Regions from separate parts of the Homo sapiens genome. Here all the other regions are linked to region 1. Evidence: chromatin loops called from intact Hi-C (ENCODE). Cell type or tissue: heart right ventricle. All regions are shown on one strand. Links, peaks and the distances in the headings refer to the core of each region. The heading gives the core; the rest is flanking DNA. Region 1 has its middle 7.4 kb from the start of LINC02319. Region 2 overlaps LOC101927598 (a long non-coding RNA gene). Region 3 overlaps LOC105378180 (a long non-coding RNA gene). Region 4 overlaps NID2 (nidogen 2).

What was found. A loop is a pair of places that touch in the nucleus more often than their neighbours do. Peaks named below come from ENCODE experiments on the same cell type or tissue, not always from the same donor. Only the 100,000 strongest peaks of a DNase experiment are listed, where the experiment ranks them.
Region 2: it touches region 1 in a loop (15-fold over the local background); 18 of 110 quality-filtered maps call a loop at or near these places.
Region 3: a loop joins it to region 1, with 2.3 times the contacts of the local background. A loop is called at or near these places in 32 of 110 quality-filtered maps.
Region 4: it touches region 1 in a loop (4-fold over the local background); 14 of 110 quality-filtered maps call a loop at or near these places.

Annotation. Positions count from the first base shown.
Region 1 is chr14:52,128,941-52,136,878 of GRCh38, forward strand. No RefSeq gene overlaps it. Among named protein-coding and RNA genes, the nearest start is that of LINC02319, 7.4 kb to the left of the region's middle. In heart right ventricle, for the core only: a CTCF peak has its summit at 2,963 (motif pointing left); a DNase peak (open chromatin) is centred at 2,931; H3K27ac peaks cover 579 bases.
Region 2 is chr14:51,781,669-51,789,606 of GRCh38, forward strand. The region is part of intron 1 of LOC101927598 (a long non-coding RNA gene); the gene reads left to right. Among named protein-coding and RNA genes, the nearest start is that of GNG2, 75 kb to the right of the region's middle. In heart right ventricle, for the core only: no CTCF peak of the experiment used is centred there; no DNase peak of the experiment used is centred there; H3K27me3 peaks cover 501 bases.
Region 3 is chr14:52,073,642-52,081,579 of GRCh38, forward strand. LOC105378180 (a long non-coding RNA gene) reads left to right here. Exons shown (of 2, transcript XR_943864.4): 2 at 1-506. Among named protein-coding and RNA genes, the nearest start is that of NID2, 8.6 kb to the left of the region's middle. RefSeq lists an enhancer at 6,986-7,575. In heart right ventricle, for the core only: no CTCF peak of the experiment used is centred there; no DNase peak of the experiment used is centred there; H3K27ac peaks cover 1,715 bases.
Region 4 is chr14:52,012,231-52,020,168 of GRCh38, forward strand. It overlaps NID2 (nidogen 2), which reads right to left. Exons shown (of 22, transcript NM_007361.4): 13 at 7,829-7,938; 14 at 6,831-7,064; 15 at 2,824-3,045; 16 at 2,057-2,226. Among named protein-coding and RNA genes, the nearest start is that of RTRAF, 27 kb to the left of the region's middle. RefSeq lists an enhancer at 1,534-2,486. In heart right ventricle, for the core only: CTCF peaks have their summits at 2,020 (motif pointing left) and 3,608; DNase peaks (open chromatin) are centred at 2,582 and 3,562; H3K4me3 peaks cover 955 bases; H3K27ac peaks cover 4,300 bases.

The DNA of each region.
Region 1 (7,938 bases), core at 910-5,909:
TGCAAATGTAAATATTGTTAAAGTTGCCAACTCTTTAGGAAAGAGATGTGTGAAACGGGAAAAGAGAATACAAGGAAAAGACACTGGTGACAGATTCTATAAACTACTCTTAACTCCTGAAGAATCGCCTTTTTCATTCTATACACAGCTTCCCTCCCTTCATTTTGTCCCGCTTGTCTACAAATGTAACAAATGTGCGAGGTTCGGTGGCTCACGCCTGTAATCCCAGCACTCTGGGAAGCGGAGGCAGGCGGGATCACCTGAGGCCAGGAATTCGAGACCAGCCTGGCCAACATGGTGGAACCCCATCTCTACTAAAAATACAAAAAAAAAAAAAAATTAATTAATTAGGCTTACTCCAGCTACTCAAGAGTCTGAGGCACGAGAATCCCTTCAACCTGGGAGGCAGAGGTTGGAGTGAGCTGAGACCGTGCCACTGCACTCCAGCCTGGGCGATCAGTTTGAGAGTCGGTCTCAAAACAAAAAAGAACCTGAATTGTTTGGCCGGGTGCAATTACTGATGCCTGTAATCCTAACACTTCAGGAGACCGAGCCAGGCGGAACGCTTAGGTCCAGGAGTTCGAGACCAACATGGGCAGCACGGTGAAACCCCATCTCTACAAAAATTGCAAAAATTTACCGGGTGTGGTGGTGTGGCGCCTGTTGTCCCAGCTACTCAGATGCTGAGGTGAGAGGATCGCTTGAGCTTGGGAGGTCGAGGATGCAGTGAATCCAGATCGTGCCACTGCACTCCAGCCTGTGTAACAGAGAGAGACTGTATCTAAAAATAAAAAATAAAAAAAAAATTAAAAAGAATCTGAATTGTAGTTCAGACCCATAACCTACCACACACAAGAATCTCATCCTCTTCACTCCTGCCTAAGAGAGACAGATTTGTTCTTTACCAAATGCAAAGTTATCTGGTCTCTTTAATTTCTTCTCTCCCTCTTCTGGCAAACTGCCTAGGCGAAGACACTTTCCAGATCAAGCGGTGTCATGGGGCAGCAAATGACCTTAAGTCATTAAAACAGAGTTTTAGTGACTCTGCTGCTGTTTACTACACAACCTTGGGCAAATCCCATCTTGACTTCAGAGTATTTGAGTGGAATGTATGCGTAGTATTTGTAAACTAAAAACATTTACAATATAAGTGATAGATCATATTGCTGTTAGCAAAGCACAGGTTGCCTAGTAAAAGTATCCTGGTCAAGATCTTTGGTTTTCAAAAGAAGAGCATTTGTAGACAAAGGAGGAAGTCATGTTTATTTGTAGTAATTAAATGACAGGGGAACAAATCAAGACACCTACTTTCCTGAATGTTTATTCAAAACATGGTAGAATTAGTGGTTAGTGGCTAGCAGAGCCTCATATCTGCTCCTGTTCTCCGTTGGCTGTAATACAGTGTTTCTTTTTTTTTCTTTTTTTTTTTTTTTTTTTTGGAGACAGAGTCTCACTCTGTCACCCAGGCTGGAGTGCAGTGGCTCGATCTCGGATCACTGCAACCTCTGCCGCCCGGGTTCAAGCAATTCTCCTGCCTCAGCCTCCCAAGTAGCTGGGATTACAGACGCCTGCCACCACGCCCAGCTAATTTTTGTATTTTTTAGTAGAGACGGGGTTTCACCATGTTGGCCAGGCTGATCTTGAACTCCTGACCTTGTAATCCACCCACCTCAGCCTCCCAAAGTGCGGGGATTACAGGTGTGAGTCACCGCGCCAGGCCCTACATGTTTCGATTGACATAAGAAAATCCAGCCTTGCGCAGATAAGTAGTTGGAAAAAGAAGGGGTATTTCAACAGCTTTTCAGATATTTTTGTGGCCAATTAAAAAAAAAACAAATTACCAAAATGTTAGTTTTTGAAAGATTAGTAGTAATATGGAATCTGAAACCATATCAATGAACTTTTTGTACTCTGTTATATTAAAATCCATTTATTGTCTTACACTTTGAATAGATCTTTTAATTTACTATGTGTAGGGTAAAATAGTCATTCAGTGAGTTATGCAAATCATCACCATTTTGACACATTTCATTATACAATACAAAAAATATCAAATTTATTAATATCACCATCAGATTGATCAGAAAAGTCTTCAGATATGAACTTGTGAAGCTCACTGTGGTAGATACAAGTTTTCTAGATTTCCAAGTTTTGCTTGAAAGCTCACATTTTGTCATTAACACACATACTGTAGTTACTTGTTTTCCTTAAAGGGATAAGCTCACTTTATTTTTGAGAAAACATCAGCCAAATACTGAAGTCTGAAAAACCATAATTTCTCTGTCAGTCACTTTTTTAGTTTTTTTTTTTTAAAGTAAAATTGATGTTCCCCAAAAAGGGAGGAATCTTGTATATGTTGCAGAAGTGTTTTTCCTCAGAATAACTATCCTACTTCAGTATGCAGCAAAACTGTTCTGTGTGTACTCCCATTCTGTCACATTGAATAGTAAAAGGAAATAAATCCAAGCAAGGGTCAAGATTTGATAAAATCAATAACTTTTACCACTTGATCAAGGCCATTCCTAGGTGAAACTGGCTTTTTTTTTTTTAACTGCGTGTGTGTGATAGTGAAGAATACAATGACTGTTAGAAGAGTTTTGTGCCAGTACCTTGATTTGTGCTAAGCTACCAGCAGATTTAACCATCAGTTTTGCACTATTGGTGCAGGTATCAACCCAGGGAAAAAAGACAATATCTTGTTATTATTCTGAAAATAATTTGACTTCCAGGACCTCCTGAAAGGGTCTCAGTGATCCCCAGGAATCTGAGGACATTTTGAGGACCAGTGCTCTACATAACCTTCCTGCCCGGAAGATCAAACTGTAATTTCCTCTAAAACCTCTGAGAGAGTTAGCCTGAACGAGATCACAGAGAGAGAATTGGAAAAGCGCCAGGGAGACCAATGATTCCCGTCGACAAGGCACCTTCTAGGGAAAACTTTTATCCTCTTCTGCCCCCCAGTGGTCGACCACCAAGACCACGGCAGGACCTACCTATGTTAGGCTGGGAGGAAAATGGTTTTTTTGTTGTTGAGGTGGCAGTAGTGTTCTTTTACAGACACACTTCTTCATTCACTTCTAGATCTAAAGTGTATTTGATCCTTTAGCAACCAAAACCCGGGAGCATAAATTGTCATCACGAGAAAGGCTGAGAACAGGGTCTCTGCTTAACTCTGGGGTGTACCCCTGCTATCCTTGCGTCTCAGTGGCCCCAGGGCTTGGCTGTCTGTAGCTGTGAAAACTTTTGCTATCTTTCCATTAAGGAACAAATGATAATCACAGAGCTTTCCTGTTACTTTTCTATCCTCAAAGCAAGCTTTCTTTTAAAAGGGTTCTAATTCATCTACGATAATTAAAGGGAGGCCGACCTGGGATTACGAGGCTCTCCTCTGCACCTCGTTCTGTTTTCACTGAAATATCATAGAGAAAGATGAAATCCACACACAGATGTCCTAGCAATGGCCCCTTTCACACTTCATCATCCCTCTACATTGCAAACCTTTGTCAGTCTGTATCCCACAAACTGTAAGTGCTGTGAGGGCAGGAACTTTGTGGCTTCCCTCTTGTATTCTGAAGTGGCAGACCTGGATATTTGAGAGAAAGCTGAAAGCCAAGGTTACCAGAGGGGTCCATCTATCACCCATGGTGAGGAAGTGGAGGTCTGAGGGGGCAGGAAGACAAGGTCTGGCGTGGGAGGCAGAGGCAGAGGACAGCCCTTGATGTTTACTCTCTCCAGTTCCCTCTCCTTCCCCTCTTGCCAAGCTACCCCACGGTGAGATAAAAACCATGCCCATGGGGCAGAGGTGAGCAGTCTTCACATCAGCTCAGAGAAGATTAAGAGAGAGAAAAGGGAAGGAATGCCATGGGAGCTGGGATTGGGGGAAGGGGGAAGGGGGAAGGAAGTCACTTGCCTGGTCATCTCCAGGAGGCCATTCCTGCAAGGTTATTCGTGCATAAGAAACATGGTGCAACGTTTACCTATGTAACAAACCTGCACATGCTGCACATGTACCCCAGAACTGAAAAAAATAAACTAAAATAAAATAACCATTTTAAAAAAGAAATATGGTGCAAAGATGAATGTATGTTGGGGACTGCGTGTAACCAATAACGTAGGAGGGACAGAAACTCAGAATGCTTTGTGAGGCTGAGCTGAGGGAGGAGGGGTTCGATGATGACCAAGAAATGGAAAAGAGTGGGAACCGGGGTCCTTTGTCACAAGCCTCTAATCTCTCTTACCAAATGGGAATTCTTCACATTTACACTAATGTCAAAGACAAGAACAAGGTTTGGGGCAATCCAACTCCTCATTGTGCTCTTCAAGGCCCATGTCCATCCTGTCCCTATGTATTCTCCCACTTCACCATCTGGCTCCAGCCTACCTTGAAATGTTCTAGCAAACAACCTGCAGCTCTCTAAACGAGTCACATCATCTCTAGTCCCCAAAATGGTCATCCACTGACATCAAGACCTCTAACGACATGTGCCCCCGTTCTTCCTGGCCCATTCCCATCCAACCATCAGATCCCATCTTCAGTGTCTCTGGCTGCCTGAGACAGGGCCACCGCACCCCATACTTTACCCTCATCCCTCTACATTGCAAACTCTTGTCGGTCTGTATCCCCCAAACTGTAAGTGCTGTGAAGGCAGGAACTTTGTGGCTTCCCTCTTGTATTCTGAGCACCTAGCCTAGCGTCTGCACATCCAGATCAACACAGAAACCTTACAGTGTTCTAGGATCCAGCATTGACTGTGAACTCTTAGATCACTTGCATATACATTCTTCTCTAAGAAATTCTTCTTATGCTTCAAGTCATAGCTCAATGCTTCGCCCTCCTTGAAGACTTCCTTCTCTGGTCTACCCATCCCCACTAATACTTGGTCCTTCCTCTGTGGCCATAGCCCATCTTTTGAACTCATGGTATCATATATCTAACTCTGGCTTGCAAAATATTTGCTCCATTGTATGTGCATCTTCAGCACTGGAGTTAAAGCAATTTGAAGGTAAATGCCACTTTCAGGCCTAATCTTTCTTTATTTACATTGCATTGAAGTCACTATAAAATACGCATTTATTTTACAGGGATTTGGGGTAGGCAGGTTAGACATGTGTGATATAATATAAGGCATCACTTCTCACCTTGAAAACCAGCACAAGACAAGGATGCCCTCTCTCACCACTCCTATTCAATATAGTATTGGAAGTACTGGTCAGGGCAATCAGGCAAGAGAAAGAAATAAAGGGCATTCAAATAGGAGGAAAGGAAGTCAAACTATCCCTGTTTGTAGATGACATGATCCTATATCTAGGAAAGCCCAGTCTTAGCCCAAAGCTCCTTAAGCTGATAAACAACTTCAGCAAAGTCTCAGGACACAAAATCAGTGTGCAAAAATCACTAACATTCCTATACACCAACAAGAGTGAAATCAGGAATGCAATCCCATTCACAATTGCCACAAAAACTATAAAATACCAAGGTATACAGCTAACCAGGGAGGTGAAAAATTTCTACAAGATCTACAAAACTCTGCTCAAAGAAATCAGAGATGACACAAAAAAATGGAAAAACATTTCATGCTTATGGATAGGAAGAATCAATATCATTAAATGGCCATACTGCCTATGCAATTTATAGATTTAATGCTATTCCTATTAAACTACCATTGACATTCTGCACAGAATTAGAAAAAACTATTTAAAAATTCATATGGAACGAAAAAGGAGTCTGAATAGCCAAGGCATTCCAAAGCAAAAAGAACAAAGCTGGAGGCGTCATGTTACCTGACCTCAAACTATATTACAAGGCTACAATAACCAAAACAGCATGGTACTGGTACAAAAACAGACAAATACACCATGGAACAGAATAGGGAACCCAGAAATAAGCTTGCACATCTACAACTATCTGATCTTCCACAAACCTGACAAAAACAACCAACAGGGAAAAGATTTCCTATTTAATAAATGATGCCGGGATAACTGCCTAGCCATATGCAGAAAATTGAAACTGGACCCCTTCCTTACCCCATATACAAAAATTAACTCAAGATAGATTCAAGACTTAAATGTAAAACCAAAAACTATAAAAACCCTGGAAGAAACCTAGGCAATACCATTCTGGACACAGGAACAGGCAAAGATTTCGTGATGAAGACACCAAAAACAATTGCAACAAGAGCAAAAATTGACAAATGGAATCTAATTAAACTAAAAAGCTTCTGCACAGCAAAGGAAGCCATCAACACGTAAACAGACAACCTACAAAATGGGAGAAAATTTTTGCAAACTATGCATATGACAAAGGTCTAATATCCATCATCTATAAGGAGCTTAAATGAATTTATATACACACACAAAAACAAACAACCCCATTAAAAATGGGCAAAGGATATGAAGAGATACTTTTCAAAAGAAGATATACATGCTGCCAAAAAGTATATTTTAAAAAGCTCAACATCACTGATCATTAGAGAAATGCAAGTCAAAACCATCTTATACTAGTCAGAATAGCTATTAATGAAAAGTCAAAAAATAACAGATGCTGGAGAGGTTGCAGAGAAAAAGGAATGCTTATACACTGCTGGTGGGAGTGTAAATTAGTTCAATCATTGTGGAAGACAGTGTGGCAATTCCTCAAGGACCTAAAAACAGAAATACTATTCGACCCAGCAATCCCATTACTGGGTTTATACTCAAAGAAATATAAATTGTTCTATTATAAAGACACATACATATATATGTTTATTTCACCATTATTCACAAAAGTAAAAACATAGAATCAACCCAAATGCGACAGACTGGATAAAGAAAATGTGGTATATATGCACCATGCAATACTATACAGCCCTAAAAAATAATGAGATAATATAATTTACAGTAACATGGATGGAGCTGGAGGCCACTATTTTTAGCAGACTAACTCAGGAACAGAACACATGTTCTTACTTTATAAATGGGAGCTAAATGATGAGAACACATGGACACATAGAGGGAAACAACACACACTGGAGCCTATCAGAGGGTGAAGGGTGGGAGGACAGAGAGGATCAGGAAAAATAAATAATGGGTGAGGCTTAATACCTGGGTAATGAAATAATCTGTGCAACAAACCCCCATGACACAAGTTTACCTATATAAGAAATTGGCACATGTAACGCAAACTTAAAATAAAAGTTAAATTTTTAAAAAGATACAAAATGAGGGGGGGCAGTTCCAAGATGGCTGAATAGGAACAGCTCCAGTCTACAGCTCCCAGTGTGAGTGACGCAGAAGATGGGTGATTTCTGCATTTCCAACTGAGGTACCGGGTTCATCTCACTGGGGCTTGTCAGACAGTGGGTGCAGGACAGTGAGTGCAGCACATCGAGCATGAGCCGAAGCAGGGCGAGGCATCGCCTCACCTGGGAAGTGCAAAGCATCAGGGAATTCCCTTTCATAGCCAAGCAAAGCTGTGACAGATGGCACCTGGAAAATAGGGTCACTCCCACCCTAATACTGTGCTTTTCCAATGGTCTTAGCAAACAGCACACCAGGAGATTATATCCCGTGCCTGGCTCAGAGGGTCCCACGCCCACGGAGCCTCACTCATTGCTAGCATAGCAGTGTGAGATCAAACTGCAAGGTGGCAGTGAGGCTGGGGGAGGGGCGCCCGCCATTGCTGAGGCTTGAGTAGGTAAACAAAGTGGCCTGGGAAGCTCGAACTGGGTGGAGCCACGGCAGCTCAAGGAGGCCTAACTGCCTCTGTAGACTCCACCTCTGGGGGCAGGGCATAGCCGAACAAAAGGCAGCAGAAACTTCTGCAGACTTAAATGTCCCTGTCTGACAGCTTTGAAGAGAGTAGTGGTTCTCCCAGCACGGAGTTTGAGATCTGAGAATGGACAGACTGCCTCCTCAAGTGGGTCCCTGACCCCTGAGTAGCCTAACTGGGAGGCATCCCCC
Region 2 (7,938 bases), core at 1,437-6,436, 350 kb before region 1:
ATTAACTTCCTTACAGGGAAGACAAGATGCTCTCCATGGCGTTGATTTAGTGCTTTTTTCAGGGCTGTTGCTACAGAATCTCGCCCGGCACAGCAACCTTGTGAGGTGTGTGTTATTCTCCTCATTTGACCCTTGAGGGAATTCAGGTGCAGAGAGGTGAAAACACTTGTTTGAGATTACACAACTGTGACTTGAAGACAGGCCTTTTTCTTAAACAACTTTATTGAAGTATGATTGACATACAATAGACTGCATGCACATATTTAAAATACAAAATTTGATCTTTGATCAGTTTGACAGTATAAACCCATGAGACCAGTACCACAATCAAGATAATGAACATATCCTTTATCCCATCCATTTCCTCATGCCCCTTTGGAATCCCCCAGTCTCCACCCCCACACTGCCATCCCCAGGCAACCGTTGATCTGCTGTCACTATAGTTTTCATTTTATACAAATTTTACATAAATGGAAACATATAGTGTATATGCTTTTTTGTCTAGCGTTATTGGCATAATTATCATGAGATTCATTCCTGTTGTTTTGTGTATTATTCCATTTTATTGTTAGGGAATGTGTCTTTAGATGGGTATGCCACTATTCATTCTTTTGATGATGGACATTTAGATTATTTCTACTTTGGGGCTATAATGAATAAAGCTTCTATAAACACTGACGTGAAAATATTTGCAGCAGACCTAAGTTTTCATTTCTTTGGGGTAAAAATCTAAAAATGGAATGTCTGCATTATTTGATCAGTATATGTTTAGATTTTTCACAAACAGCTAAACTGTCTTCCCGAAATGGTCATACCAGCATGTATGAGAATTTCATACGTGGATACTCCACATCCTTGCCAATACTTGGTATGGTTAGTCTTTTCCATTTTGGACACTGTAATAGGTAGTAACATCTCATTGTGATTTTAATTTGCATTTCCATAATGACTAATGATGTTGAACATATTTTCATGTGCCTATTAGTCATTCAAATATCTTCTTTAGTGAAGTGTCTGTTCAGATCTTTTGCCCACTTACAAAAATTGGGTTGTTCGTTGGCATATTATTGAGTTTTGTGAATTCCTTATATATTCATATATAAATATTTTATCGGATATGTGATTTTTCAAATATTTCTTCTCATTCTGTAGATTTCCTTTTCATTCTTTTAATAATGTCTTTTGAGGATGGACGTTTCAAATTTTAATGATGTCCAATTTACCAAAAAATTTTTTTAGATCATGTTTTTAGTTCTGTATCTAACAAGTCTTTGTAACCCAAGGTCATAGGGATTTTCTCCTATATGCTCTTCTAAAGGTTTTGTAGTTTTGGTTTTGCTTTTAGGTCTATGATTTATTCTGATTAATTTTTTATATGATGTGAGATGTGTATTGGAGTTTTTAAAATTTATTTACTTTTTTTGCAAACGGATATCTATTTTTTTCAGCACCCCTTATTGAAAAGACTATCCTTTCTCCCCTGAATTTCCTTTGCACCGTTGTTAACTGTCAATTGACCAGATATATGTAACTCCATTATTATAATCTCTATTCTGTTCCATTGATCTATTTGTTTATTTTTATGCCGATACCATACTGATTACTATAGCATTATAATAAGTAGTTTTGAAATCAGGTAGATAAGCCCTCCAAATTTGCTGTTCTTTTTCAAAGTTGTTTTGACTATTTTTGGTCCTTTGCATTTCTGTACAAATCTTGTCAATTTCTATTTAAAAATTTCTGAGATTTTACTTAGAATCGCACTGACTCTACAGATTGTAAGGCTCACCTCATTTTTTTTACCATCTCTCAAGTGTCACAGAACTGTTTCCTATTTTCCATGTTTTGAAAAACATTCTTTCATTTTTTTTACCCCTAGTTTTGTGGTTGTTTCAGGTAGGAATTTTAAATCCCATTCCTGTTATTCCATCTTGGCTGGAAATAGCAGACTAACCAAGGCCTTTAGACCCCAGATACCTGTGCTCTTTCCATAAGAAGCCTCACGTGGGAAAAGAAGGGTCGAGTCTCACCTTTAAACAAAGAAAAAGATTTTATAAAAAGTTAAGTGACACCAGCCTTCAACAAATGCTTAAAACACTGATCCCTAACCCCTAATAACACTGGGTTACTACACACCAATTTAAAAATTCTCAAGTTTTGATTCTCATAGATCAAATCTTACTTTTGTTCAATTCTTTATTGTGTAAAGCCACAAAAAATGTGATCTCATGGCAAATTTACTCATTTGGAGAAGATGGACGGGGTGCTGTTTCCTCTGTAATTCTGATAGTTCCCAAGTGATTTCGTAATACATGAATCAGAGGACGTGGCTATGTCCTCTGTATTTAGACAGAGGAATTCATTTTTCTGATAAATCCCATCGTGTCCCCAAACAGAAAGTGGAATCAAAGACTATGGGATATTGGTGGTTGTAAGCAGAAACCCTAATGATCTACCATATATGCTTAGCTTGACTTCATTAACTTTTTGAAAATGAACCTGCTGGGAAGACAAATCTAATGTCATCCATTAAATAAGAAAAATAAAAATTAAATCATAAAAGTGAATGTGGCTGGCGTGAAAGCAAACAAAATGAAAAATGTTTTATTACACTTCCTTATTTCAAAGCAGCCTTTTAATTAAGATTTCCTCCAACAGCAAAACTAATTTGATAAGTTTATACAGCCAGCACATTTCAATTTACACTTTCAGAAAGTGACTCTTTTTCATTTATAAGGAATTTATGTACAATCTCCAGGAAGGAAATAAGGATAAAGGCAAAGGGGCACACCTCCAAGTGGGATGTGAAGATTCTTCCTGTGCAGGTGGAATAGAGTGAACAGTAACATTTTCCATTTCTTAGACTATATTTTATCCTGTCTGTTTTTCTCATTCCTAGCTATTAGGCTGATGCAAATGTAATTGTGGTTTTTGCATTGTTGAAATTTGACATTTGGTATTGGAATACATTCTTAAATGTGGTTATGTTATACATCATTTTAATGTGCATTTCTTGCTTTATGTTTTTTTCCTAATGACTAATTACTGTTTGAGAAATATTGTTGGAGGCATCAGGCTAGCTCTGGATTTTATCCCTCCTTGGAGTTGTTGATGGCAGTAGGGTTCTGAATACCATTAGCATTTTCAGTTGCCAGTTTCCATGAAAATGGGGCAGCATGAGTTTTATAACTGCTCAAAATATCAATTCAAGCTTTATCTTGATAGCCAGTGATCACTAGAACATATAGTACTGACCCAGCTTCTCGGATCTCTTAGAAGTGACTTAATTACACAATTGAACAGCTGCTAGAATCAGCCAAAGACACAGGGGGAAAAAACAGTTAAAGGAGAAACAAGACAAGATTAATTTCTGGTCTAACTCATTAAGACCTCCTGCTGTCATCTTTTGCCAAACTACTGAGCCTTCAATTTTTTAGAAAATGATCACATACCTCCAGCTACTCTTATTAGTTCTCTTGATTTTGCAGAAATCACAACAACCCCAGAAGTCATTAAAAGCACCCAGAGCATATAATTTGTTCAAAATGGGAAAAGCCTTCCCAAAGAGACAGGACTGGTCCACAGGGCTTTTGCCCTTCTCTCTGATGGTGTTCCCAAATACCTCTTGCACTCTTTCCATTCTTCCCTCCTCCTTCTCCTACTTGCTCTTCTCTCCTCTTTCCATCTTTCTCCCTATCCTTGTCCCCCTCTGGCTGCCATGTTGAGGCTAAAGATGGTGTATCAGGGACATAGATCTACAGCTACTTTCAATGTTCTTATTGAGCAATCTGTATCCATTATCTCACTTAATCCTTACAATAACCTTGAGACAAGGTATTTCTCCCCCTTATACAGGTATAGGAATTGAAGCTTAGTGAGGCTATGTAATTTACCTAAGGTCATTGTACTGGTTATTAAGCCATTTTCTTTCCGTTTCAAACCTGCCCTTTTGTACTCTGCTTTGTGATGCCGAGGTGGGGATTCTGCAAACCACATTTCTGTATGGTCAGCTGGCTGGTGTTTTGTTGGCATGCCAGAAGGACAGTGAGGCTGGATGAGGGAGAGGAGACTTGCTCCCTCCTATTTGCCTCCTGTTTCTGCCTGCATCATCTCAATAATGGTTTTTCACCTCAGCAACAGCCGTTTTCTTTCTTTTTAAACTTTTATGTTTGAGGGTACATGTGCAGGTTTGTTATATAGGTAAACTCATGTTAGAGGGCTTGTTGTACAGATTATTTCATTATCCAGGTACTAAACCTAGTATGCAATAGTTCCTTTATCTGCTCTTCTCCATCCTCCCACCTTCTACCCTCAAGGAAGCCCCAGTATCTGTTGTTCTCTTCTTTGTGTCCATGAGTACTCATCATTTAGCTCCCACTTATAAGGGAGAACATGTGGTATTTGGTTTTGTATTACTGCATTAGTTTCCTAAGGAAATTAATCCATCCATGTTCCTGCAAAAGATGTGATCTCATTATTTTTTAAGGCGGCATAGTATTCCATTGTGTATATGTACTACATTTTCTTTATCCAATCAGCAATCATTTTCTACCCTCCTGGAATGAACTCCTCAGAAATACCAGCACCAGTCCACTGGCACCTACTCCCCAGAAATCCAGGTCCCAATTATGAAGGGTTTCTACTCCAAGCCTCTAGGTTCTAATAACTTCATCCTCTTCTCTTTCCCCTTGCCTTTGTTGGAAACAAGTGCTCGGCACCACAAAGAAGAACCAGCACTCAGAGTTTCTCAGCAAGGCAACTTTACTTCTGCAGAAGGGTGCTGCTTACATCCATCACAATTGCAAGAGCACACCGAACAAAGGAGAGAAGGGATTTGTATCCCTAAAGCAGTTCCTGTTTCTGTGTCCTTCCCCCTATTGGCTGGGGCTGGACCGCACAATGTAAGCTGATCATGATTGGCTAAGACTTGAACTTTTCCAAACAGGGTAAATGCACAATTTGCAGGAAAAGGAGGAAAAAAAAGGAGGCAAGAGAAGAAGAGGGTAGGGATTTACAACCTTGTAAATTATGACCAGGAAGTTGAGTCTTTGAAGAAGAACTTAGTTATTCCAACACCCTAGGGGCAGTAGCTGCTTCCTGAAGTTATGATCTCTTTGGTGGCCCATGGTCCCCTTTTTGTCTCCAATACCAATTTAACCAATTCCCTCTATGAAGGTCTTTTCTGTGAAATTACTGGCTTGATTTCTGTTTTTCTGACTAATAACACACAGGAGAAGTAGGATTAAAAAATGAATATGTCTGACTCCAAATCCAGGCCCTAAATTCCTACTCTTCCCCCAATTTGCAGCCTGGCACTCAAACAACACTTTAAATCAAGTATAATTAGGAACTCAAAGTTATGTTCTTTGCGTGCATTCCTTGGGGAAAGCCTTAAGCATTGTCATATTGGTGATAAACATTCTATCCACTGTCAAATGGCTTTGAAAGACCTGACATGACAGAAGTAGCATCAGCCAAGTAAGATGGAACTCTGATTAACATATTCCTAGAAAGATCACAGAGGGTGCATGCAGGCCTGGAGCAGCAGGTGGGTGCAGAGCCAGCGTGGCTATAGGCTGTGAGGCAGCAGAAAAACAATCATGTTTGCTGTGTGGAGAGTAGATTGGAAAAGAGGAAGAAGTGGGAGTCTGCATGGAAAACTGTTGCAGAATCCCAGGATGCTTCCAAACCAGTCCCTGGGGGCCAACCAGAGCACAGACTGACCAGGTACCTGGGTGGAGACCTTAGCTGGGAGAAGGGGCACCTGGAAGGAAATTACAGAGGAAATCAACATGGAACAGAAGCCCCAGGACAGCAGGAGAGGCCTCACCTGCCGAGAGGTGCCCCTGGCGGCCAGGCTGCTGCTGGCCATGGCCCTCATGGATGAGTGGTTCTACCTCTGCCCTGACCACTTCTTCATTGCCTCTTGATGGTCCATGGCAGATGCCAGGCACTGTCCCTGTGGCCACTTCAGGATAGGACAGAGTCAAAAACCGCTCACTTGGGCTGCCCTGTGAGGAGCTGATAACAGAAGTGAGGCAGCTGAGCTGTGTCGGGGAAGGAGCTGTGAAGAGGATGAGCCTGGGCTCACTTCTGGTCACTGTCGTGGTGTTATTCCACTTAACACAGTGTCCTCCAGCTCCACCCGTGCTGCCACGAATAACAGAACTTTTCTTTGTAATTGATAAAGAGTACCCCATTGCATCTATGTACCACATTTTCTTATCCATTCATCTGTTGATGGACACTGTGATTGATTGTATATCTTGGCTATTGTGAATAGTGGTGCAGTAGGCATAGAGTTCAGTTTGTGGGAAGCAGCCTGCCACCCAGTGTTAGGAGCCTTGTCCGCTCTATGTTTCTATCTTTGAACTCAATAATCTCAGGTCTGGGACTTTATCCTAATAAAATAATCCAAAGGCAGGAAAAAAGCCAAATGCAAAAAGGAACGCTATAGTGATCAAAAATGAGAAACAATAACTTTAGGGGACTAGTTTATCAAATTAGGGTCCAACCACTTGACAGAATATTCTGCAGCCATTGCGTAGTTAGGAACCCATGTGGTAACATGAAGAAAACCTTATGATGATAAGTGAATACAACAAGATACAAAATTGTATGCTATACTATTTTCAACTGCAAAATTCTACATTTATGTAGAAAAATACAGAAATGATAGAAATTGTGCTAGGGTGAAAGGGAAATGATGGACAATTTTTTTTCCTGTTTTTAAAACTCTATGATGGTATTATACTGATTCTTTAAAAATTATTTCCAATTGACACATAATAATTATACAGATTTAGGGGATACATACTGATGTTTCAATACATACTATGTGTAGTGATCAGATGAGGACATATCCATCATCTCAAACATTTATTGCTTCTTTCTCTTGGGAACATTCAGTTCTGTCTCTGCTAGCTATTTGAAAGTATATAGCCAGAGTTTTTCCTGTTTTTAAAACTCTATGATGGTATTATACTGATTCTTTAAAAATTATTTTCAATTGACACATAATAATTATACATATTTAGGGGGTACATACTGATGTTTCGATACATACAATGTGTAGTGATCAGATGAGGACATATCCATCATCTCAAACATTTATTGCTTCTTTCTCTTGGGAACATTCAGTTCCGTCTCTACTAGCTATTTGAAAGTATATAGCCAGATCATGCCTGTAATCCCAGCACTTTGGGGGGCCGAGGTGGGTGGATCATGAGGTCAGGAGTTCAAGACCAGCCTGGCCAAGATGCTGAAACCCTGTCTCTACTAAAAATACAAAAATTAGCTGGATGTGGTGGCACGCACCTGTAAGCCCAGCCACTTGGGAAGGTGAGGCAGGAGAATCGCTTGAATCCAGGTGGCAGAGGTTGCAGTGAGCTGAGAGTGCACCATGGCACTGCAGCCTGGGCAACAGAGCAAGACTCTGTCTCAAAAATAAAAATAAAAAAAAATAAGGTATATAATACATTGTTAACTCTAGTCATCCTGTGGTGCTATAAAACACTAGAATTTGTTCCTCCTATCTAGCTGTAATTTTGTGTCCTTTAACAAATGTCTCCCTATCCTGCCTTTCCCCTACCCCTCCCAGCCTCTAGTAACCTCTGTTCTGCTTTTCATATCTGAGTAAACTTTTTAAAATTTCTACATATGAGTAAGAACATGAGGTGTTTAACTTTCCGTGCCTGGCTTATTTCACTTAACATAATGTCCTCCAGTTCCATCCGTATTGCTGTGAATGACAGGATTTCATTCTTTTTAATGGCCGAATGGTATTCCATTTTGTATATATACCACATTCTCTTTTATCCATTTGTCTGTTGATGAATACTTGGGTTGATTCCATGTCTTGGCTATTGTGAACAGCACTGCAATAAACATGGGGCGCACATTTTTAAAAATCACAAAATTGACATATTTGCAAGTCAA
Region 3 (7,938 bases), core at 1,244-6,243, 55 kb before region 1:
AATAGACTCGAACAAGTTAGTATGTCTTCACAGACTCAGGCTTAATTGAAAGTAGGTTAGGCCTAAGGAGAACCATGAAGTGAGAAAGTATTTAAATTAAAATGTGCAATATGAAAAGACTGTTCAAGCTTTTGATATGAATCACTGCAGATGCAATTCTGCTGTGACATTTTTAAGTAGAGAGAGGGTTGGTGTGGCAGACACTATTGGAACCTCTCCCAACAGCCATCCCCTCTTTTTTTTTTTTTTTTTTTTTTTTTTTTGGTTTTAGAAACCCCATATTGTTCAGGTAAAGGGTGCAATAAGCCCGGGAATGATGGGTTGCTTCCTCAGCCCTGGCAGATGCCCTAAGATTGGTGGAAGCCAATCATGATTAAGCCTTTCACCCTTATAGTGATACAGTCTCCTGTAACTTCAACCCTTCCCTCCCTGTTGGCCTCTTCCCCTCTGCCTCTAAATCCCCTCTGCCCAGTCTTACCCATAAAAATAAAAAACAAATTTCCCTACTTATTTGTTGCCTTAGTTTTATTTCTCTTACTTTCAAAAACTCTACTGGAAAGGAATTTATACTTCCTGCCTCCTTCTTTCCACTGCAAAAATAATCTTCCCAACCCCATCACTGAACTGCTCAGGGAAAGACCAACAGCAAAATCATATTACCAAACCCTATAGGTAGTTTTTGTTTTTATCTTACTGGGCCTTTTTGTTTCTGATCCTACTGACCACTCATTTCTAGAAATTCTCTACTCCCTTGACTTTTCCAGCCATTTTGTTGTAGTATCTCCTGTGAATTTCTCATGCTCTGCTTCCGATGTCTAAATGTATGGCATGACCATGGCCTACTGCTCTTCTCATGTCATGCTGTCCTGGAGTGTCTTGACTCCTCTGATGGCCCAGCTTCCCACCTATATTCTAATGACTCTCAAATATATCCCCAGGCCTGAGCCTTCACTTAAGTTTAGAACTAACATCCAGCTCCCTGCTGAACATCTCCCCGAGACAATACCTAAGTCTTCATCTAGCATAACTAGATTCAATACTCAGTATTTCTGAGTTTTCCATTTTAGTCCATGGCAACAATATTTGCCCTTTCTCGATTACCATTGGCCTATCTCAGGTCCTCACCAACTGTCACCTGCTAGCTTTTGTGGCAGAAATGATAGGTTCATTTCTTCAACCCTTATTTCCAACCTCCTTCTCCCTGGCCCCCATCACTATAGAAGTAAGATTATTACTTTCTCAGTCTCTCTTGCAGCCAAAGGTGGCCATTTGGTATAGTCCTGTTCTAACTTCCAGACATCTCATGAAAGTCTGGGGGTTTCTGGAAAGGTTTTGTGTTGGTGATTTAAGGGAATAGTTGTATCTTTCCCCATTCTTGCTACCTTAAACATGGAGGTGATGTTTTGAGCTTGGCCAGCCATCTTCTCACTGTGAGGTACAACAATGAGGACAAAAGCATGGCCAAGCAAAAACACAGAGGGGAGCTGAGTATCTAAGCCAGTCAGTACCTGCCTTCACCATATTCCTTGGCATGTGAGCAAACAGATCCCTATAAGCTGAGTCCACTGTTGCATGCAGCAGCACCCACTCCTCACGATTGAGCCTTTCCCCCAATTCTTTCTCTACATATGTCTAAAAATACATCTGACCACCACACGTTCCTTTCATGGATCTCCCTCACCTCTGGGGAAAGCTAAGGCTGTCCAGCAGGGAAAGCCCTTTGTAGCTTGGCTTCTGTCACCTTCTGCCCTTTCCCACATTATATCTTAGCAATGATGAGCTACTTCAAGGTCACCACCCACACAAGCGGCTGGACCCTGGTGGGCCTCTGCAAAGGCTGTTCCTTGCCTGTAACACCTTTCCCATCTTCTGATGATCTCTCATTCCTTTCAGTACTCAGTTCAGACATCACATCACATTGGCAGCCTCTCTCAGTTCCAGCTTCCACGGAGAACCTCTCCCCCAGCGCATGCACAACACCCGGGCACACCCCTGTCTGAGCTCCTCACTTATGTGGCTGAAATGGTCTGTTTATGTCTGTCCCCTCCACTGTCTTCAAGGGTAGTTTTCATGGAATGATACATTATTTACTTCTTTTTTCCTTATGCCTGCTTATCTACTCAGTTTCTCTATTTCAGACTGTTTTTACCATGAGCACAGGAAAAGAGAAGGGCCTTAGAAATGCCCTGAGACTTGATAGTCCCACATAGTCACTGGAATGTGAGCCACCCCTTGAGGATAGGACTGTATCTTCCTCATTCTCCATCTCATGGGTTTAGCACAGTGCCTATCTGTTACAGAAGGGCTGTTCAGTAAACCTTTGGTGATTCGAATTAGGGAAAAAGTCCTCTAAAGAAATCTTTCATAACTCCTGTACTTATTTCCTGAATAACCCACTCCCTGATTCTTCACATATTTGTTACATTTTGGATTGTTGCAGAAAAAGGGGGATTAGAACGTTCGGCTTTTTTGTTAGCAGAGAGACACCTTCCCTGCTAATTATGTTTGAAAATGTTATTGCTAATGGCTTTATTTTCCTCCAGAAAGAATAGTGCAGAAAGGCCAGTATTGCTGTCTCCCCTCTTGTAACTCCTACTGAAAGAACAGGCTGAATCACACAATTTAGCACTTAATAATATAACATGAATATCCATCTTCTTTACGAAGACTTCTCTTCCCACCCAGACTGTAGTTCCTCAAAGGTACTACTTTTCACTTCCTTTAAGACTCCAATAGCTACCGTATACAATGTTGAATAAATAAGGGCTGGTCAACTTCTAATGAGTTGGGTGACTGCCCAAGAGTGATGCCAGTATGTGCTGTCTCCATTGGGTAGTGGCCACCGCTGAGTTTCCAGAGGCTGTTGTCCTTGGCTTCTTCTGTGCTTCTTTCCTAGACATGCTTTGCTTCTTACGAAATGGTGTCACCTCATTTCTGTTGCATGTGACCTGCTGGCCACTGTCACCTCCTCTGGAAGTTGATGCATGAGTCAGAACAATGTGAATGAAGCCAATAATAATAATAGCAAGCCTTAATTGAACTTTTATAATGTAGTGTGCTCCGGTTAAGCACTGTGCATGCAATATGTGCAACATTTAATTCACCCAAGGAACATGCCCAGTTTGCAGATAAGGAAACTAAGCTGAGGGGGATTAAGTAACTTGATCAAGAACCAAGCCAGTGAGAATGGAAGGCAGAATTCAAACCCAGGAGGTCAGCCGAGCGTGGTGGCTCACTCCTATAAACCCAGCACTGGGGGAGGCCAATGCAGGAGGATTGCTTGAGCCTAGGAATTCAAGGCCAGCTTGGGCAACACAGTGAGAACCCATCTCTATACCACACAAAAAAAAGCAAAGCCACAAGGTTTGATTCTAGAACCCAGGCTCTTAACCGCTTAAAACTATAGAGCTGAGGTTCCGATCGACCAGTTACCTTACTTAGTAACATGGTCCTAGACTATACATCTAAATCTGCCAATCTGATGAAAGAGTTCTGTCTAGTATTCTCTATCATTTATAAAGCTGGAATTGTATTATCTGTATTGAACACCATCTCATAAATGCCAGAAAATTATAAATATCTAAAATTTTTATAGGAAACATGACCTCATATCCTTAAGGAGCTTGCAATCTAGATTTGGAGATAATAATAGCTATAATTTATTGAGTATTTGTTATGCAGTAGACACTATATTATGTGCAATCCTTACAACAACCTATAAGATAAGGAAAATGAGATTCTGAGAATTTAAGTGACTTGTTCAGGCTATAACAACTAGTACTAGCTGAAGTAGGATATGAATGGCCCCAAGGGGTCACTCACACATAAACATAGTTATGCTTCATTACTCTGGTACAGAAACCCGGTTCATTAGCCATTCAGAATGATTGTGATATCCAAAATGAATCAGAAATCCTCCAAGTATGAACATCAGAAATTACAACGATAACAAATAAATGAAGAGAAATGTGAAGACTACAAAATCACCCCAGTCTTTGATTCCATTGACATAGGCAGACCTCCAAAAAGTAGAATGTTCATATCAGACACAAAGATTAATAGATAAAGATACTCCAGGAGTTGCATAGGATACATTTCCACTGCCAAAGTAAGGTGGAAAAAGAGTCCCCTCCTCTGTGCTGATGCCATGGTTTTACTGCCAAGAAGCCTAAGCAAACATCAGAAACAGCTGTGGTTCTCAACCATAGCTGCAGATCAGAATCTCCTGGAGAAGTTTTTAAACTCTCAAAGCCCAGACAATACCCCAGACCAATTAATTCAGAATTCCAGGGGTGAGACTCAGACATCAGTAGATTTTAAAGTTCCCCAGGTGATTCAAAGTGTAGTCAAGGTTGGGATCAACTGTTCTCTAGACACCTTATAAATGGGTTTTTCTTTGGTACTGATTGGTTGAACCTACTTTCAATATTTTTTCAAGATAAAATGGTCTTTATAGTTTATGTGGCAAAGCAGTGACATTTAAACAAGTTCCTTAAGAGTCAGAATGATTCAGTACTTTTGTAGGGGGAAAAATATGATCTCACCAACTCTGTGGCCCACATCTGTGAGGAAGTAGAATGATCCCTGGCTTGGCCCTACTTCTAGGGAAGTAGAAGGAAAAAGCAAGGCTCCTAAGTTTTCCCAATAATGTGTCGACTCTGCTATTGTACATCTGTGACCTACGGTGCTTCCTGTGAGCCACACTAAATATTGCTATATCAGGCACCAGGCAGAGAATTTGGCCAGGAATTAACCACAACCCAGCCCTTAACATTGGTTTCCTGGACACACCTGATAGTTGAGACACAGCCTAAGGGACATACCATTTCTCTATATTCCTTCTCTGTATTAAGTGAAATCATGAGAAAATAATTTACTTGGATTGTGTTATTTTACCACTCCCAAAAATTCCTTGACTGAGTCAGGATTTAATTTTATAGTTTCAACTTTTTCTTTTAGGAGATGGGGTCTCGCTATGTCGTCCAGGCTGTTCTGAACTCCTGGGCTCAAGTAGATCTCCTACCTCAGCCTCCTGAGTAGTGCTTTCAACTTTTATAGACGGTCTTTATGAGAAAAATCAACTTGATATACATTTCAGTACATTCTTGTAAAGCTATACTCAAAGACATTGTCTACTATTTCAATAAATTTTCTCATATAAGGTTTGCAAGAAAAATGCCTCCTAAAATATGGGACCAGGACTAAGTGGATTTGCAGTCAGACTGGGTGCTGCTTTAATTAGACTTTGAGTCACTGTATAAAGCCATGTAGGTCACTTGGTGCCAGCCACAAAACCTGAGTTTAATCCAGCACGGATTTCATTTTAGAAAAGTATTTTGATATTAGTTCTTCAACTTTATTGTGCTGAACACCAAATGCATCAGCCTTCCCACAAACCCAGTCTTCCTCCCGCCTTCCAGTGCAGCCCAGTGTACCACTATTTCCCCTGACAGCCAAGCTAGAATTAGCCATTTGACTTCCCACTTTCCATCTCGTTGACATCCAGTTACTTGACATCCACAAATCATACATTCACAGAGATCAAGATTTTGTCTATTTTACTCCCCAATATATGTCCAGCCCCTAGCACAATACCTGACTCCCGGTAAATGTTCAATAAACATTTGCGGAAGAAATGAAGTTCATAGATTTACTTCCTGCAGAGTGTCTTGCCTGCTTCTCACTCTCACTGCCAAAATACAAGCAGGTCTCACCACCCTTGCTCTCATGATATGACACTCACTGGTCCACTGCATTCCAACCCATCCCTGCTTCAGTCCACACACTCCAGACTCTCCGAGGTCAGCTGCTGCTCATTAAGCCTTCTAAAATTCCTGAATATGCCCCTTCCTTGCTTAAAGGCACCCTTTGACCTAGAATTCAAGATAAGTGTTTGATATTATTCTTATGTCTGTTTCCAATAATCACTACTTGGAAAGAAAAATGGGAGCAAAGACCAGATTATGGCAGCTATGAAGGAAGAACTGGGAGAGGGTCAGGATGGGGACAAATCCCCTCTATACCTTTCAGGTCATGGGAATGAAAGGAGGTCATGTACATGAAAGCAAGTTAAAACAGCAGAGCACGATGAATAGGGACGTTCTACTTGTTAGTAATCGATGTCCATGAAGATAACCCCCAGTCATTCAAAAAAAATGTGAAGTATTTCAGCCTGTCAGATAAACAGCTGTCTCATTATAGAAAGACTGCTGTTATAGGTTTAGGTTCATAATCTCCCTAGATTAGAACAATCTTTACATTTGTAGAGGAGTTCGTGGTTTACAATGCAGGACTCACAGGCATTATGTCATGTAACTCATTCTAACACTCTTAAGAGATAGGCATTAATATCTTTGTGGGGCAGTACCTTATATAATTTCCACGGTGGAATTTTGATTGTGAACATATTCTTTACTTCTGTGTTATCTTTACCTAAAACCTTGGACTTTGGTTGTGAAGTTAGGTGCCTTGGTCTCTCCACCACAGCTGTCTCTTCTCTTCAGCACCATCCATTGCTCTAAGTACTTCTGGAGTAATCATTCACTGTGCACTATAAGTAGTAGTATTAGTAGTAATAGTAGTAGTAGTAGTAGTGGTGGTAACATATAACATTTATCAAATGTTTCATGGCCCAGGCATGCATCCATTATTTCATTTAATCCTGCTAGCAACTCCTTGGGGAGAATAGTATTATCCCACTTTATATTTATGAGCTCAGAGAAAGAAACTGGGCTGGATCACACAGCTGCTAAGTAGTGAGACTGAGATTTGAACCTGAATAGGCTGACTCAAAACCTGAGTACTTGACATCATTATGCCATATGCTCTAGAACCTTAGGAACATCTCCACCTTTCTAAATTGTCATTTAAAGGTTTCATTTGCAAAAAATTAGCTGAGCATGTTGGTACATGACTGTAGTCCCAGCTACTTGGGAGGTGGAGAAGGGAGGATCGCTTGAGCCCAGGAGTTTTAGGCTACAGTGAGCTTTGATTGCACCACTGCATTCCAGCCTGGGCCACAGAGTGAGAGCTTGTCTCAACAAAAGAAAAAAAACAAGTGTTATTTGTCTCCCCTTGCCATTTCTTTAATTTTTATTCAGTATATTGAATAAACAGGTACCTTTATCAGTTGACTCGGAAAGAATCCTGAGCATTAGGTATCCTTGGGCATCATTATGGATTTGGCCTAAATGTGTTTCTTACATTTTCTCCCTTATTTCACAGACTCATAGCTTTTTAGTACTGGAAGGAGCCTGAGAAATCCTGTAATCTAATCTCCACATTTTTGTGTGACAAAACTCTGACTCAGTAAGATTCAGTCACTCGTTCAAGCGTCACAGCACCAATAGGAAGAAAACCAGATATCTGGTGTCACAGGCTAGTGGTCAGTGAGCCAGAGTTCCAGCCCTTTCTGTTGCACTTTAAGCCAGGAATGAACAGAGGAGAGGAGAGAAGAACACCTACTGTCAGATCAGCACAAAGCACTTGTGATGCATTCTTTCTGAGCTCTCTGGCTATTATCTTTTCAAACATAAAGTATATAGGAAGGGCTTAATAGATCCTTGTTCAGTTGACTTAGATGTGGGAGCATTAACTTAAGAGCTGGGATTGAAAAGACCTTTTAGCTCCTACTTGAAGCATCTGGTGGCCACAGTAAACAGAATAACAGGTAGATTCATAAAAGCAGAAAGCCAGCTTCTCACTGTTCTTTTCTGGCAGGAGGGAAAAGTTGGTCTATTACTAGAAGAGGAATAAAACAATACAAAGGCACTTGGGGGAGCGCCCTCCCATCAGCTTAGACTCTCAGGGTGCTGTTCTGTGGAGTGGTCACTTCATTAAAAACATCTGGTGTACCACAGCCATTACTTACAGTGCGATTTTAAAGACTTATTTACACAGGACAGTCTAATTCAGCCTCTCCTATTTACAAACCCAAAT
Region 4 (7,938 bases), core at 989-5,988, 120 kb before region 1:
CTTTCCTCTACCTGAAGTACAATCACCTATACTCCTGCCCCTGACTCTTAGGAGGCAAGATGTTGGTTATATCCTGTACTAAAGAAAGTGTAGTCAGGCACAGTGACTCACGCCTGTAATCCCTGTCCGTTGGGAGGCCAAAGCAGGAGGATTGCTTGAGCCCAGGAGTTCGAGACTGAGCAACATAGTGAGACCCCGTCTAAAAAACAAAAAATAAATGAACTGGGCATGGTGGCACGCACCTGTAGTCCCAGCTACTCAGGAGACCGAGTTGGGAGGATCGCTTGAGCCCAGGAAGTCAAGGCTGCACCAAGCCGAGATGGTGCCACTGCACTGCAGCCTGGGCAACACAGAGCTACACCCTGTCTCAAAAGAAGGAAAAAATCTAATTTATTGGGTTAAGGAACTAGGGAGTAGTGGTTATCCAACCTCTGGCTAGTGAGGTCTCTCCTCCTCATTGCTAAATAAATGACAAGTCTTTTAAAAAAATAATAAAAATAAAAAAAATGCTGAGTCTGATATTTTTCCTCAACTCCATGCAGAACTTGCTTCATTCAGTTTCCAATCCAGGCTCCTGCTCTGAGAAGCCCAGCAGATGTGCAAAGCCAACATTCAGGGGTTAGCTGGCTGTCCCTGAGGTCATACAAGTTCCTGCCTTGCCTAACAGCCTCCTGGGGCTTGGCTTCACTTACGCCCCCTGGGAGCGTAGTCAGCCAAGAAAGATTGTACAAAACGGGATTTGGCTTCAGTGGAAAAACAGGCAGCTTATATGGGGGGCGGGCCTAAGGTCAACTACACTTTTATTTGAAAATTGAAAAGTCGTTTGTCCCAGGCAAGAGTACACATTCAAATGAGCTTCCATTAACCCGGGAATCATGGGATTCATAAACCCATGTCATAACCTCAGGTTAGAGAAAAAGTCCCAGTTTAAGTAAATTTCCTTAAAATGTGCAAATAACCCACGTCCCATTTCTTTCAGTTCCACTACCACTACCATCACCACCCTGTCCTGGTCAGGGGCATGTTCAGAAAGGCAATCAAGCTCTATGACTTGAATAAAAGAGGGTTAGCTTAAAGTGATGTCAACTTCTTAGTCTCTACCTCTTCCAGAGAAAGTTTTACAAAACAATGTGAGAGTTTTCTTGGGGGAGGGGACAGGACCCAACAAACTCGAATCTTAAAAAGAACACATCTCTTCCTAAACACTGGCTGCCTCTAAGCTTTTCTGGAACCAAATAAGTGTCGTTCATTAACAGAAGTAAATGTAAACTTGAATGCCGTACTATTCTTTCTCAGGGATGAGCAAGTGCCTGGAGTGTGAAGTTCAACAATGGAATCAGATGATTTTCCACTGTGTCGATGCCATTCGAGACAGCCACCCTTTTTTTTCCTCCATTTTTGAGAAAACCCGCTCCCCAAAATGGGGTGCCTTGCATTAGGGAGGCTGCTGGCTCAGGAAGCATCAAACATCCCCTGGGGAAGGCTCCATCCACTCCTCTCCCAGCATCACACACTCCTCAAGTTTTCATCTATGGAGTCAGGGAAGGTTAGGAAAGAAGTGGGTCAAAGGGACAGAACCAAAGTGAAAGGGAAGGGCTGCAACGGTGAGACAGTCATTAACTGACTTCCACTTGGAGTCCCCAACAAACCGCAGAGATCACACCTTGTGACTAGTTGTCCTGTCACTTTGATTTCCAGGATTTCCATGGAGATGTTATGACATACAACCCTGGGGACTTAGGGTAAGAGTCGGTCCATTTTCCCTTGGATCACCATACAGCCTCCATGTGCTGACAACTCTAAAGTTCCCTTTCCATATTATCTGAAACTCCATGAACGAACCAGAGAGCACAGCCTTGGTCAGTGACAGGTGACTCCCAGCAAGAGAGAGCCCTGGTCCTATGGTGGTGGCATCGGGCCCATGCCGATGGGCTGCAGCTCAGAAACCCTCCAGGACTTCCCTGCACCAGTCCACCTCACTGCAACAGGGCCTGTGAGGTGGCTCCCACTGGGAAAGCCACGCAGCCCTGCCCCCTACAGGAGAAATCCACTTTACATGCAGAGACAGCAGGGTCTTAGCTGCATCCTTCTGAAGCCTGGTGCCATTGAGGGGTAAGTAGCCAATCTGCTGGCCCTGAGTATAGAGCAGGAAGGTGCCCACAGATGGAGGGGTCACATCTGGCCGGGGCGTGGGCCGGACCATGGGTGGAGCGACGGTGGGTATACCTGTGGGAGAGAGGGTGGGAGAGCAGGAAGGGGAACAAGGGCAGGCAGGGAGATGGGAAGAAAAGTTACTTTACCACATACCAGAGCCTCCAAAAATATCAAAAGTTCTTCGCCCTACGCAGATGTGCTCCAGATGTTCTTCAAAAGAAATTCTAATTTCTAGGGTTTTTTTAAGGATCAATTATGTAAATCTGCCATTTACTAGGGAAGAAGACAGCAAAACACTTCCCTCAGAACAAAGCAGAACAGATTTTTTTTTCAAGAGAAAAAAAAAACAGAGCCAGCATTGTGTCAGCTTCCTTTTAGGACTCCAGAGTGACACGTGTCCCCTGTCACCCTGGGCTGGGGAGGGGGAGTAACTGCCTGCTGAACCGAGTTGCAGATGTTCCAATTATGGAAGCTGCTAATGACAAAAACCAGACACCAAACGCAAATTGGGATCTTGTGTGGACCAGATTATAAATCAACATAGCACATAGTGACTTCTTTCATTAGACCTGGTGACCCCACATGTCCCCCCACTTCACCACAGCAGGCACCATCCCTAGCAAAGGCCTTAGATACAGCTGAGGGGAGCGGGGGCGGCCAGGTGCTTACACGCAGGGGTGGTGCCTGGCTGGGAGCGGGTGCCCTGCACCTCTCTGCCATCTTTGTCCACACACCAGCAGAAGTCGCTCTTTCCGTGGCACTGCAGGGGGATGAAGTGGCCCAGGTCATCGCACTGGGGCACGTACTGGTCATCCCGGGGGGTGCCACCGTAGTGCTCCAGCAGGTTTTCCCTCCAGCGCTCACAGATGGTCGGGGGCCTCTGGGTGGGCTCTGAGCAGATGGGGAAGAGGGAAGAAGAAAAACCTTTGATTGTGAGTCAAGGACAGAATGCAAAATGTAGCTCAAGACCCCATGCCTGGCCTCCTGGCCTTCCTTCTCCTACTGTCCAGGTCTCAGCCAAGCCCGTGGACACCAAACTTGGGAAGCAAATGTGTTCTAAGTACTTCTCCACCATGGGAATCAGAAATAGATCATGTGATGCTTCTTTCTTGCCAGGAGGGTCTGTCATCAAGGCCCAGCCACATCAAGAAAGAACAAGAGGAGGTAAGATCAGCAGTGCAGCTCACTCAGCCTGGGAAGGGGCATGATCTCCTTCTGGCCAGGAGAGGCCCACAAGGCCCATCCTGCCTGTACCTCGGGCGCCTCTGCTGACAGAGCACTTGTGCAGGTGATCCTTGGGGACTCAGTAGCCGAGGTGATGCTTAAAGCCAATTTGTATTCATTCCCCACTTGCTTCAAGCTTCAAGCTCGAAGCTGCTGAGGAGAGGGCCATCTTGCGACTGGCCAGTGTGTGTCTTAGAAAGTATTACTGAAAGCCCAGCGCCACGGTGCCCTCTGTCTACCCACTGGAAAACTACATGGAGTAAAGGTAAAACTGAGTGGAATTAGTAGTAAAGCATAGCAGAGGTGGTGGCAAACAGCTTAAAAATGGTTCTTCCACAGCCCAGTTTCCAGAATTGCTTTAGCCACCCTGCGCCTGGGATTATCTCAAAGCTGAATCTTTTCCTGCAGGCTCTAGCTTCCTGCCGTGTTGCCCTTTCCCCCCCTTTCTCCAGCATCCTCTCCTCTTGTCCCCTCCCTCACAGCTCACTCCATGGTTGAAGTCCTGCTGGCTTTGGTTGCAAAGCAGTTTCCTCCCAGGCTGCTTCCACAGTGCCATTGAGGCTTTGTCCAAAATACAGGTTGTTCTGAGAAGACTCTGCTGCAGAAGGTTATTGAGATAACTTGTTCATTTATGTTAGGACTACCCAAAGGAACTTAAACAAGAGGAGGTGCTTCTCCTTCCTTTTTAATTCCTGCAACTTAAAGCACATGGTCTGCAGAATCACATAGCCAATAACCCTACTTGCTACCACCATTTAGATGTATAATAGAAATCAGAAACTAATAGAAACTGAGCCCCTGCCTTCACCATCAAACCAGCTGCTCCCCTGGTCTTTCCCATATGAGTAAATGGCACCTCCATTTTTCCACTGCTCAGACCTAATTATCCTTGACCCTCCTTTCTCTCACCATCCACATTTGATATGTCAAAAACTCTTTTTAGGGGTAACTTCAGAATCCACTTAGAATATCTTTACTTCTCACTACTGCACCCCCTCACCCTGGTCAAAAAGCCTCATCCTCTCCCTGCAATTTCTGCAACAGCCTTCCCACTGGTTTTCCTGCTTCCACCCTTCTATGCCCTCACTCTCTCCAAAACCAGTGTAAATTCAATTAGCAGCAGCCAGAATGGCCCATTTTAAACATAAAGGCATTTCATGTCACTCCGTTCAAAACCCTCCAGTGACTCTAAAGAACAAAGCTGGGAGCATTATGATCAGGTTCCAGCACCTACAATTCCTCTTGGAACACAAAAGACTGCGAATGAAGTTGTCAGAGCTCAAACCCAACTAGCTCTAGCTCAACTGCACGACTCACCAGAATTGGGGGAAGCGAATGCCGTTAAGTTGTCACTGTAGCTCATGACCCATGGGAGACAAAGCTCTTTTTAAGACCCCGTGGAGAAGGTAAGACTCTGACTTCTTCAGCCAAATGTGTCTCAAGGAACACAGAGAGGGAAATGCTACTTCCTCAAACACTGCAGGATTTCCTGGAGAAGTTCCCAATTCCACCCCTGCTCCACATTCAGAACTCCAAGGATCCATTTTTGCTTTAAGGGACCACCCTGTGCTATGTGTCTGCATTCCAAACAAAGAGACATGCCTAACTCCTGGGAAATGGGTGTCCCAAATCACTCATACATGGGCATCCCTTTCATTCGTTACTATTTGCTACTTTTCAACCCAACCATGAATTTCTTTCTCTTGTGCTTCTGGTTGGCAAGGGTTTAAGTATTTTGAAATTGTGGGCACAGAGCGTCCTTACCCTCCCTCAAGCTGACCCCATCAAACATGAGACCAGTCAGAGATAGCAGTTGGGGCCAAACCAGCGCCGAGAGAGTGTGGGCAGGAAAAAGTCCGCACAAGAGAACACGACCCTATTTTCGTCATTCACTTCTCAGTCTCTTGGTTCCCCCCCCTTTAAAATCTTGGTTCCCCCTTTAAAATCATTGTCCTTAACACATGCCTGTCTTAATAAATTTAATCGAATTCTGAACCATTCCCCAAAGGCACCTCCCAACCATTTGATTTCTTCAAATCCCAGATGGAGTTAGAACCAAGACATTTTCAAAGAGAAGGCATGAGGGAAATAGAATTTCTCTGTACCTTTTTTGGACCTTTAAAATCTTTTCCTAAAAATAGAAACAAAGAGCGACTATGGATCAAACCATTACCAATTTTTACCTATCTGAGAACCGCCAAGACCTGACCTTTTTTTAAAAAAACAAAAAAAACAGAGTCTCACTCTGTTGCCAGGCTGGAGGGCAGTGGCATGATCTTGGCCTACTGCAACCTCTGCCTCCTGGGTTCAAGTGATTCTCCTGCCTCAGCCTCCCGAGGAGCTGGGACTACAGGTGCGTGCCACCACGCCCAGCTAATTTTTGTATTTTTAGTAGAGACGGGGTTTCACTATGTTGGCCAGGATGGTCTCAATCTCTTGACCTCGTGATCCACCCGCCTCGGCCTCCCAAAGTGCTGGGATTACAGGCATGAGCCACCATACCCGGGCAACAGTTAACACCATTAAAAGGGAAAAAAACTATTGGTAATTCTCCAGTTCTTCTTACTTTCACACATTAAAAGCCAAGACTAGTATTTATGGAACCCTTCTCAATAGTAAAAATGGATCTTTGGATAGCAAGCTGTGTCGGAATCATTTTGGCTAAAACGGTATCAAGCCAATCCTATGCTCTTCATTAAATAAAGTTCTTCTGTAATGATTAAAGAAACAAGTTTTACCTATCCCTGAATAATTCAACAAGGAACAGAAAGTTGCCTTATCTGCCTGCTGTTGGAATCGACTGTGAGCACTTGATCACCATGCCCCACCCAGCTGGGGAATGCTCTAGATGGTAGCAGGCATGTTCTCAGGTTGTATGGGCTAACAGAAACCAGATGTCTGTGCCTCCTCTGAGATGTTGGGCTGGGTTACAGAGGGCTGGGATTGTCAGTTTAGAGAAAACTAACTGGCTCCACTAGCAGGTGTTATTTTTCTAATTTTTCCTATTGATACTAACAGAGCGTTCATACTGTTTCCTGCCATTCAGAAGGCAGAGGTAAGTGAGATAGTTACATAGGAAAGCAGTTTTCCTTCTGGTCAAAACGCCAGTCTGGCCAGATCTTCTAACTGTCAGATCTCCCTAAGCTGCTCTATAACAGGTCTAGGGTAGTGTTCTCAGTCTGACCTACATACACAATCTCAACTTTCAGTTTGTACTGGACAAGGGTCTAAGAGGCAAATGTGTAACAGATCATATGTGTCATGTATTGCATATCTCTATGTCCTTATGACACAAACATGCATATTTGTACGCACTATTATTCAAGTCTTCTCAGGAGGAAAGAGGCTATGAAGGATGGTGACTGGCCCCGTGCCTGCGTGGTCTGGGCAGGAATTATGATCTACCTACCACCAGTGCCATTCTGCTTCTTGAGCCCCAGGCCTAAGCTCACCTGGTGATGGTCCACAGTGAGGCGGGGTGGAGCCAGGTGGAGTCTGGGTACCAGGAACTTCATGACCATCAGGGTCCACGCACCAGCAGAAACCAGTGCTGCCATGACACTGTAGGGGCAGGAAGTTGCCCTGCTCGTCGCATTGGGGGATGTGGAACCGGGCCCCAGGGTAGGCATACTGGGCCTGGGCATGGCGCTGCTGTTGTTCACAGGGTGTCAGGCTTGAGGTGGAGTCTTCCAGGATCAAGGCAGAGGAAGACACAAAAGAGAAATAGAAGGCATTGCAACCCATCCACTTCACCAGCCCACAGCGTGGCATGGAAAAGCGCTGGGATTTTGGAGCCCGAGATTCTTATTTTATAATACCTTGCCACTATTTACCTCATTTCTCTCCAGTTCTTCTAGTTCATCCTATAGGTCCCTAGCTGGCTCTAAGTGTAAAGCAGCCCGGCCCCTCCCTATTGTCATCTGGGGAAAATGAGGGATAGCGGTGGCATCTGCCCAACATCCCAAGAGACTCTGGAGAAAACAAGCCAAAGCTCATTCATGCCCTGAGGCCCACAGGTTAAGTCTGAGAAGCTGCAAGCCAACGGCACTCACCACTCACGAGACTGCACCAAGCTAGCCAAGCTCCTCTAACACGGTCGCCACGGGCTTAACCCTGGCTACCGGCGCATAAGGCTCTGCTTAATAAGCTTGATCTCAACACTTCATCCAAATTGCACTCATCAAGGTCAAGCAGATCACTAGGGCAGTTAACCAGAGGGGCTATGAGGTAGGACGATGGGTGGGTCGTCTCCCGCAGGCCTCCAGAAATGTTACGAATCAGTGAACTATCAGTAAACTAGGCAGCAGGAGGTAACCAAGGAAAAAAATCCACAGCTTGGAAAATCCACCAAGGCTCCAGACCAGGCTAAATCAAGAGTGGGCTGTCATAGAAAAATATCCTTGAAGGAGCTAAGAGATTCATGTGCCTAATCTGGCCCTCTGAAACTTACCAGGTATGCACTGAAATCCATCCCCATAATATCCGGGTTGACAACGGCAGGAGAAGGAACCAGGAGTATTGTAGCAGGTAGCTGCAGGGTGACATCTGTTTTCTGAGCAT